Regions from separate parts of the Homo sapiens genome. Here region 2 is linked to region 1. A link is a loop called in an ENCODE intact Hi-C map of the cell type or tissue named here. Cell type or tissue: ovary. All regions are shown on one strand.

Region 1 (5,000 bases):
AATACCAACAGGGCTTCTTTAAGGACATCAGCAACTTTCGGTACATGTTCATCCCACACCATTTCCACCCACACACTACATTAAAGGTAATCGACAAACAGCTCTCTAAGAGTCCAAATGTTCCAGAGCTGACTCGCTGAATCATGCAACACCATTTCATTAAATATTTATTCACTTTGATTTGGCAATTTGTCCTCATATTTTGGAACCAGCACACAAACACATCTACGCACCTGCATAAATATACAACACATACATATACACACATGCATGAATACATATACACAAGCACAAATACACTACATATACATACATGAATATACAACACACATATACACACGAGTGAATACATGACATATAAAAATACACATATGCATTAATATATGGCACACATACGCACATGCATAGATATACAACATTCACATATACACAATGCATGAATATACAGGTACATATGTACATATACACGATGCAGGAAAATACAGTAAAAGCACATATACACACATACACGAATACACAACATACACATATACACAGGATATAAAATCCCAAAAAAGACAGAAATGCATCTTGCTTCTTCACCTGTTTCCTTCTCACAGCCAACTTCCAACTGGACTTCTGCCTCCGCAGCCTTCCCAGAGCCCAGACTTCCCCAAATGGCCAGAGGGCCCTTCTGAGTCCAAGAGCCATCAGGCCGTCTCCCTTCAGGGACGCACTGCTGAGCTCACTCTGTTTCAACTTCTCTAGGTCTCACGCTCCCTAGGAGCCAAGCTCTCTACCCCACCGAGCATTGGCACCTGCTCTTCCTTCTGCCTGGGACGCCTGCCTCCTCCTCACCGTGGCACCTCAGGTCAGATGAGAAGTTGTCCCTGGTCACCCATCCCTCTATAGTCACCGGGCTGTTTATTTCCTCTACAGCACTCTGCACTCTCTGAAATTATCCTATAGATGCATTTGTTTTCTTGTTTATCCTCATTTCCCCAACTAGGGTGTGGGGTCCGTAAGGCAGGAGCCGTGCTGCACTGTAGCCCCAGCGCAGTACCTGGCCCAGAGTGTGCACACGGTGAGCAGTGGCCGACAGGAGGGCTGGGTAGGTGCACCTGATTGAGGTACACAGCTGTGCAAGGTGGGGCAGCGCCCTCTAATGTTAAGCGTCACACCCCTCGCCCAGGAGTGCAGGAGAGGTGGCAACTGCATGTCTTACTGAAAGGGATTCTAGGCCTGGTGTGGTGGCTCACGCCTGTAATCCCAGCACTTTGGGAGGCCAAGATGGGCAGATTGCTTGAGCTCAGGAGTTTGAGGCCAGCCTGGGCAACACGGAGAAGCCCTGTCTCTACCAAAAAACCAAAAAATTAGCCAGGTGTGGTGCTGCACGCCTGTCGTTCCAGCTACTTGGGAGGCTGGGGTGGGAGAATCGCTTGAGCCCAGGAAGTGGAGGCGGAGGCTGCAGTGGACCAAGATCCTGCCACTGCACTCCAGCCTGGGTAACAGAGCCAGACCCTGTCTGGGGGGCAGGGGTGGGGGGAGAAAAAGAAAGGAAGGGATTTCTATTATAGTGTCTGCAGCACAGTGCTACATGCTGAAAAAAATGGGTCAACGGAGCAGGCAGGGCTGCCAACCTGAAGCACATCTGTGTGCAGAATACACTGAACCAGGGGTGATTTTGCCCTGCAGGGGACACTGGGCAGTGTGTGGAGACATTTTTCACTGCTATGACCTGGCGGGGTGGGGGAATGTGCTACAGGCATCTATCGGGCAGAGGCCAGGGATGCTGCTGACCATCTTCCAGTGCATGGGATGGCCCTCCTCCCCCCGTAAAGAATGATCCAGCCCCAAAGTGTCACCAGTGCCGAGGTTGTGAAACTCTGTGTAAAGTGCACAGTTTAAAAAGTTGTCCAAATGTACCATTAACGACAGGGTTGCAGTGTGGCTTTAAAGAGCTTGGTTTGCAGAGTCAGAGGACTCTGACTCCTTGGGCAAGCGAGTGCTCCTGTCTGAGCCTCAGTGAATTCTTCTATAAAAATGGGGGCAGCAACAAATGAGATTGTGCATAAAGAACTCTGAAAAAGGGCCAGGCGTGGTGGCTCATGCCTGTAATCCAAGCACTTTGGGAGGCCAAAGTAGGAGGATCACTTGAGCCCAGGAGTTTAGGTCTGCAGTGAGCCATGATTGTGCCACTGCACTCCAGCCTGGGCAACGGAGTGAGATTCTGTCTCTGAAAAAAAAAAAATAATAAAAAACAAAAAAACAGAAACAAAAAAGAACTGTGAGTTCCCAAAATACAGTCTGCTTTCCGTTTTCAGGGAGGGGGATGAAAACTTGGACCTCTGGAGAAATAAAAATGGTTGTTAGAAACCAGATGTGACACCGTTTTGGAAAATGGCAAGGCCCCTCCGAGACTCCAGTAATGAGCTTGGGGAGGAGTGTTCATGCCGCACAGTGAAGTCGGCTGAGCATGACACACATCTATCAGCAGAGATGGGCTGGAGCGCGGAGCCGAGCCAATGACAATAAACAGTGTTTGCCAAAGCAATTCAGAGAGGTCGGCGAAAGATGAAGCAGAAGCCTGTGGAAAGTCCGTCCTTCCCAAAACAGACCCGCGCCATTTCGCAGGCACGGAGTCTGCGAAAACAAAACGGGGTCTTTGCCCTTCGTGGCATCATCTCAATTCCAGTTGTCCGCGTGCCTCTCACACACGTTTGGCCGTTTTTATGTATCATTTGGACCGCTGCATACTTAGTAATTTCCTTCAAATCACTTCATTTGGTGTCAAATCAGCACTTCACACCGGCCTCTTGATTTTCGCCCTGTGATCCATACATCCGTCAATGCCAGTGGGTCAAGGCTACGCACCATGGAGGGGACTTCAGCTCCTCTGTCCTCCCTCACATATGTCCCAGCAGCTTCACCCTCAGGACACATCCAGGTCTGACCACTTCCCATCATCCGCCTGTCACCATCTTGGTCCAAGCCACCACTGCCTCTGCCTGGACCTTGCTGGAACCTCGTCCCTGGTCCTCCTGCCTCCACCTTCAGCCCATCTTCCACAGCAGCCAGAAGGATCCCATTAAATCACAAATTTGATCAAGCCCCCCACTCTGTGCAAAGCCCTTCAGTGGCTCCACATCCACCTCAACTAAAATCCAAAGTCCTTGCCATGCCCTACAAAGTCCTATAACTGTCTCCTGTCCTGCTCCGTGACTGCATCTGCCCCCACTTTCCCCCCAGCCTCCTGTCCTGGGGTCTCCCTCTATCCTACCAGCACCCCAACCCCAAAGCTCATACCTGCCCCAGGGCCTTTGCCCTTGCTGTTACCTGAAAGAAATCACCTTCCTCAGATACCTGCATGGGCTGCTTCCTCACCTTTCCCAGCTATTTGCTCAAAGCTTTTAATTTTTTTCCAATACAGGGTCGCACTCTGTCACCCAGGCTGGAGTGCAGTGGTGCGGTCGTGGCTCACTGTACCCTCAACCTCCCCAGGCTCAAGCTATCCTCCCACCTCAGCCTTCCAAGTAGCTGGGACCACAGGCACAAGCCACCATGCCCAGATAACTTTTGTATTTTTTTTTTTTTTTTTTTGTAGAGACAGGGTTTCATTATGTTGCCCAGGCTGGTCTCAATGCCTGGGCTCAAGCGATCTGCCCACCTTGGCCTCTCTCAGTTCTGGGATTACAGGTGTGAGTCACCATGTCCAGCCTCAAATGTTAACTTACTGGGGCTCAATCCTAACCCTCCTATTCAAATGGCATCTCCCCACACCGCCCAGGCTCTCCCCTTTCCCCCGACATTGCTTCTCCACATATTTATTCACTGGTCATATTTATCTGTCTTCTAGTTTTTATCACGTGCTTCTCCCACCAGAGTACCAGCCCCATGAGGGCAGCGGCTTTCTGAGTCCCTTGTCCCCTGTGTCCTCACATCTAGAACAGAGCTTGGTCAGTGACGAGACCTCGATGAACGTTTGTGGAATAAATGGGTAAACAACTGAACCAACGAACACCTCGTAATGGGAGGCCTGTGGGAGACACAGCTGAGTGAGGGAATGTCGATTTTTTTTTTTTTTTTTGAGATGGAGTCCCACACTGTCACCCAGGCTGGGGCGCAATGGCACGATCTCGGCTCACTGCAACCTCTGCCTCCCGGGTTCCAGTGATTCTCTTGCCTCAGCCTCCCGACTGGCTGGGATTACAGGTGTTCGCCACCATGCCTGGCTAATTTTTGTATTGTTAGTAGAGACAGGGTTTCACCATGTTGGCCAGGCTGGTCTTGAGCTGACCTCAAGTGATCCACCCGCCTTGGCCTCCCAAAGTGCTGGGATTACAGGCGTGAGCCACTGCGCCTGGCTGAGAACGTAGATTTGTTTTTTTATCATCCGGTGCACACCCTCTGTGAGTGGAGGAGTGGGTAGAATTGTTAAATTCTTGTCTTCCTATTTGCTTGTATGGTGTTTGGCTGGCTGAACTTGGATCTATTTGGCCCACACGGGACATGACTTCCATTTGTGGATGTGCTTTATAAAACCAAAAAAGCACTCAAGGTCAGTGTAAGGCAACAGCAGTGCTTTTCAATATGGTCAAAATTTATTAAGGAACCCAGAGTCCTGTGTATGTTGGTTATATCTAGTGATAGTTATTATATTAGAGATGAAAACTGAGAAATTTAAAACATATTTGTTCACTCATTTAAATAATAAACTCACTACTTGTTAGCATACATTTAAAAAATGATAAATAGAGGCTGGGCGTGATGACTTATGTGGTCAGGAGTTCAGGACCAGCCTGGCCAATGTGGTGAAACCCTGTCTCTACTAAAAATACAAAAATTAGCCGGGTGTGGTGGCGGGCGCCTGTAATCCCAGCTACTTGGGAGGCTGAGGCAGGAGAACTGCTTGAACCCAGGAGGTGGAGGTTGCAGTAAGCTGAGATTGCACCACTGCACTCCAGCCTGAGTGACAGAGCAAGACTCTGTCTTGGGGAGAAAAAAAGATAAATAACTATATT
Region 2 (5,000 bases), 480 kb after region 1:
AATCTCAGGCAAATGTTACCTCTTCAGTGAGGCCTTCATTAGCCAGCCCAGCTAAAACAGCTGCACTTCCTACACCCCCACACATTCCCCACTCCCACCACTCACTCACTCTCTATCATACTTTTCTTTCTCAGCACATACCAAAATCTGGAGTCATTACCTGTCTTTTTCTCTAGAATGTCAGTTCCATGGAATCAGGCCCACTTTTGTCTTTTCTCCACTGTATCCCCAGGACCCAGGACAACTTTTACATGAAAAATAAATACTGACTTACTGAGTGAACAAGTGAATGAATGAATGGGTGAGTGAACAAACAAGGTGAATTATTCTACCTCTTTCAAACTGTGACTCCAAGCAAGTCAGTGCACCTTGCCAGCCTCACTTTCATCTGCAAAGTGGTGCTAATTAAAGAGAGATTAGATTCTTTTCCTCCAAAGCTTGTACAAAGAGAAGCTGTTGCTAAACCACGCATTGTTATGCAGAGGTTATTTAAGCCAATTAAATTAAGCTGTCACACTAGCCCTGCCAGCACTCTCCAGCTCGTTCACACGTGAGTGGGTGGTGTCTTGCCCAACGTCCCGGAGCAGGTCTCTGCAGAGCTGGCTTCTGGGCTCCTTCCTGGGCTGCACTGCAGCCCGGGACATCATCTACTCAGAGGTGTTGACTGAGCCCCTATCCTGTGCCAGACATTGACATATGCACTGAGGCTACAGCCGTGGAGAAGCCAGACTCTCCTCTGCAAGAGCTTGATCTAGTGAAAAAACAGGTGCTGGACCAGCAGGAGAGACAACAGTGCACAGGAAACATTTCTGAGCTGGGGCGAGTTGGCTGGGGCAGCAACCCAGGCAGAGGGCTTCTGGAAGGCCTCTCCAAGGAGGGGGCTGGATCCTGAAGGGTGGACAGAGATTAGCCAGGGAGACAGGAAGGGAAGGCTCATCCAGTGAGGGAACAGTACAGGCCAAAGCCTGAATCATGAGAGAAGGGTGAACACAAGGAAATGAAGGATGGCGGACCGTAGACAGGGGAGAGACGCCATCATGCTTCTGGCTTCAACAAATCAGAAGGGTCCAGGGATTCAAAGGGGCAGAGTAGACCCAGAGACCCATGAGGCGGCCCCAGAGTGGTCCAAGCGTGAGATGGCGGTGCTTTGGACTGGGTGTTTGAATCTTTTTTTAGTAACAGCTTTATTGAGAGATAATTTGCATATCATGATGTTCACTCTTTTAATGTATACAGTTTTGTGCTTTTGATTAAACTCGGGAAGTTGTGTGGTCATCATCCCTATCTATTCCAGAGCATTGCATTATCCCCAAAGAAGCCCTATACCCATGAGCCGTCACTCCCCATCCACTACCCTCCCACCATAGGCAGCCACTGCTACTGTCGGCCTCTGTGGATTTGGCTGTTCTGGTCATTTCATGTAAGTGGAATCAGACGATATGGGATCTTTTGTGACTGGCTTCCTCTGCTTAGCATAATGTTTTCAGGGTTCATTCACGTGGTAGCATGTGTCAGCATTCCATTCCTTTTTGTGGTAGAATAATAGAAATAGAATAATACTCTGAATGCATATGCGGTAGTCCCTTGGTATTCGTAGAGGACTGGTTCCACGAATCCTGCCAGCCTCCCTTCTCACTGAATCTGCCCCCTGGTTTATTCCACCCCAGCCAAACTGGCCTCCTTGCTGCCCTCTGAACAGTTACCACATGCATGCCTCTGCACTGGCTGTCCCATCTTGGTATCCTCATGGATATCCCCATGGATACCAAAGTCCTTGGATGTTCAAGTGCCTGATATAAAATGGAGTAGTATTCACATTTAACCTACACAATACTCCCGTATACTTTAAATCATCTCTAGATTATTTATAATTCCTAATACAAGGTAAATGCTACATAAATAGTTGTTATACTATATTATTTAGAAACTAATGACAAGGAAAACTATCTATATATGTTCACTACAGACATGATCATCATAGGACTGACTATATTCTTGATGTATAATTGGTTGAGTCCTAGGATGTGGAACCGTGGATATGGAAGGCCGACTGCACAACTTTTCATTCTTTTTTGTTTGTTTGTTTTGTTTTGTTTTGTTTTGTGATGAAGTCTCACTCTGTCACCTAGGCTGGAGTGCAGTGGTGCGATCTTGGCTCACTGTAACCTCCACCTCCCAGGTTCAAGTAGTTCTCCTGCCTCAGCCTCTCAAGTAGCTGGGATTACAGGGGTGTGCCACCATGCCCGGCTAATTTTTTTTTTTTTTTTTTTTTGTATTTTTAGTAGAGACAGGGTTTCACCATGTTGGTCAGGCTGGTCTCAAACTCCTGACCTCAAGTGATCCACCTGCCTCAGCCTCCCAAAGGGAGCTTTTCATTCTTGATCCATTCATCAGTTGATAGACATTTGGGTCACTTCCACTCTGGGCTATTATGAATAATGCTGCTGTGAACATTTGCATGCAAATGTTTGTGTGGACGTGTGTTTTTGTTTCTGTTGGATATATACCTAGGAATGGAATTGCTGCATAGTGTGTGAACTCTGTTTAACTTTTTGAAGAAGCATCAGACTGTTTGCCTGAGTGGCTGCACACTTTGCATTGCCACTGGCAATGAATAAGGCTTCTGGTTTCTCACAACCTCACCAACACTTGTTATTGTCTGTCTTTTTGATTTAAGCCATCTTCGTGGGTGTGAAGCGGCATCTCATTGTGGTCATGATTTTCAGTTCCCTAAAGATTCCTGATGCTGGGCAACTGCATGTGTTTACTGGGCATCCTCATATCTTCTTTGGGGAAATTCCTGTCCCTCTGCTCCCCCAAGTGGCTGCTAGGTGGCTGCTTTCTATAGCTGCTTAGTTGAGGTGGTTGGTTTTCAAGGCTACCACGGAGCTGGGGAGATGGGGATGGGTTAGGGCAAGTTGAAACAAAGCTTGTTCTTTCTGAGATTCAGCATTTTCCTGAATAAACATCCTTGTACAGTTTAAGCCTTTGGTTAATATCCAGAGTTCTGAAAAGTCGATTTTGACAGTTGCTTTTTGGCCAGTGTTCTTATTGTTTTATGGAAGAGTAGATTTGGGAAGGTCTTTACTCTGCTATTCTGGAAGTGCCTTTAATTGAAGTATCCATAGGAGTTAATATCTATTAAGGGCTTACTCTGGTGTCAGACACTTATCTAAGCATTTTGCATATTTAATGCCCCCACAGCCCAAGGAGAAATGTATTATTATGTCCATTTTAGAGATGGGGAAACTAAGGCATTCAGTGACTAAAGGTTAAGTGACTTGCTAAATATTCCCCAGCTGGTAAGCAGGTGGGGCGGGAAGTGGGTGGGAAGAGGAGGAGACAGCAGGCCTCTCTCTGGCTCCAGGGCCTGTGCTTTGACCACCTCCCGTCCTGTCCTCTGGCTGCTCATAGAGTCAGGAGGGGCCTAGGAACCCAGGCCAGCTTTTCCCCAGGGTGGGGAAGGAAGGATTTTGCAGCTGGGGAAGAACAAGAGGCTTTCCTTGGTGCATGCCTCACTCTGCCTAGCTCAGCCATACATGCTGTAAAGCCAGCCATGACCTTTCCGGACCAGGGGTTGGAGTGGGAAAGGAGGTGTGCACTGGGTCAAATGGGCAGCAAAGAAGGCAGGTGCCCTGCCTGTGAGTTGGCAGTCAAGGGAGCCTCCATGCAGAGTCTCCATTCCCACCCCACCCTCGCCCTCAGTCAGCTGCCACAAGTCAGCCCACTCCTGTACCTGCTGCAGCCCAGCCCAAGAGCTCCAAAAGCTGGGGCTGTGGAGCACTCTCACTGCTTGGCATTTTCTCATTGGTTTGATTTGTTGTTGGGGTCTGAGTGTTAGATCAGGGAGGGCAGGTCTTGTGTGTTTAGCTTTTTTTGTTTATTGTTGCTTAGCTTTTTTTCCATTGCACCTTGAACGATGCCTGGCACATAGCACGAGCTTGGTGACCATTTTGGGGTAAGTGAATTGATTCATTCACTAAGAATTAATTTGCTAAGAATGGGCTGTCAACCTAATATAATCAACAGGGTCAGAATCTAGTTTAAAGAGAATTTATTTAAGTGCAAAGTGTGAGGACAAGCTGCCTAGGAAGCAGAGATTCCAAAGAATAGAAGTCAATGTTCCAAACTGTAGAAGTTTGGGATTTTTATATAGACAAAGCTTAGGGAGGCTTAACAGAATTCCAATCTCTTTCTATGTAAGGCTTAATGCATAGTTAAAATGATCTGATTAGTTGAGATGGCTTTTGTTTTCCAGAAAGGTGAATTTAACATTCTCCATGGAAGATGTAACTGTCACGGGGTCTTGGGCACCATCTGGTCTGAGTTAGGTACAGGACAATAAAGGAGACAGTTAATCTATAACAAAGATCAGTGATTGGAAGGAGGAGAAGGTCTGTTCTTTGGTCTCTCTTAGTCATTTATAGCAACGAGAACAATGAGGAAGACAGTTAAGCTCTAATCTAAGAAGCAGAACTGCAAATATGCAGCCGTGGCTCAGTCGCCAGGGCTTAACTTCTCCCATGGCATAATACTTTTAGACAGTTCTAAAATTTTATTTTCTTTTACAGGGCTCACCTGAAACAATTATATTTTAACAAGGCAATAGTAAGAACAACAACACCAATTCCCACCGAGGGCTAACTCTGCCAGGCACAGTTCCAAGTGCATTTTGCATATTATCTCATTTAATCCTCTGCTGATGTGATCGTGTTATGTGTTATTATGTCCATTTCACACCTAAGCTCTGTGTTTGTGCTCCGAATTTCCATGGAAGGAGCCACTCAGTGCTCTAACACTTGGTGTGTGAGTCACCCCAGAAGTTCCCTCCCATGTCCCTGCTGGAGTAAGAGGTGCTATGAGGCAGTCTCTCCTGCAGGGTCTTGGGCCTAGCAAAGTCCACTAGGCCATTGGCTTCCAGGCTGTCTTGTCCCTGCATGAAGACTGAGGCCGCTTTGGGGAACTTTCTGCTGCTAAAAGTTAATAATTCTTTAAAAACA

The links. Peaks named below come from ENCODE experiments on the same cell type or tissue, not always from the same donor. Only the 100,000 strongest peaks of a DNase experiment are listed, where the experiment ranks them.
Region 2: it touches region 1 in a loop (5-fold over the local background); 7 of 110 quality-filtered maps call a loop at or near these places.

The regions. Positions count from the first base shown.
Region 1 is chr20:47,711,534-47,716,533 of GRCh38, forward strand. The region is part of intron 3 of SULF2 (sulfatase 2); the gene reads right to left. Among named protein-coding and RNA genes, the nearest start is that of SULF2, 71 kb to the right of the region's middle. RefSeq lists enhancers at 1-64, 1-14, 882-951. In ovary, no CTCF peak of the experiment used is centred here; a DNase peak (open chromatin) is centred at 2,488; H3K27ac peaks cover 3,265 bases.
Region 2 is chr20:48,186,562-48,191,561 of GRCh38, forward strand. No RefSeq gene overlaps it. Among named protein-coding and RNA genes, the nearest start is that of LINC00494, 170 kb to the right of the region's middle. In ovary, a CTCF peak has its summit at 2,828 (motif pointing left); no DNase peak of the experiment used is centred here.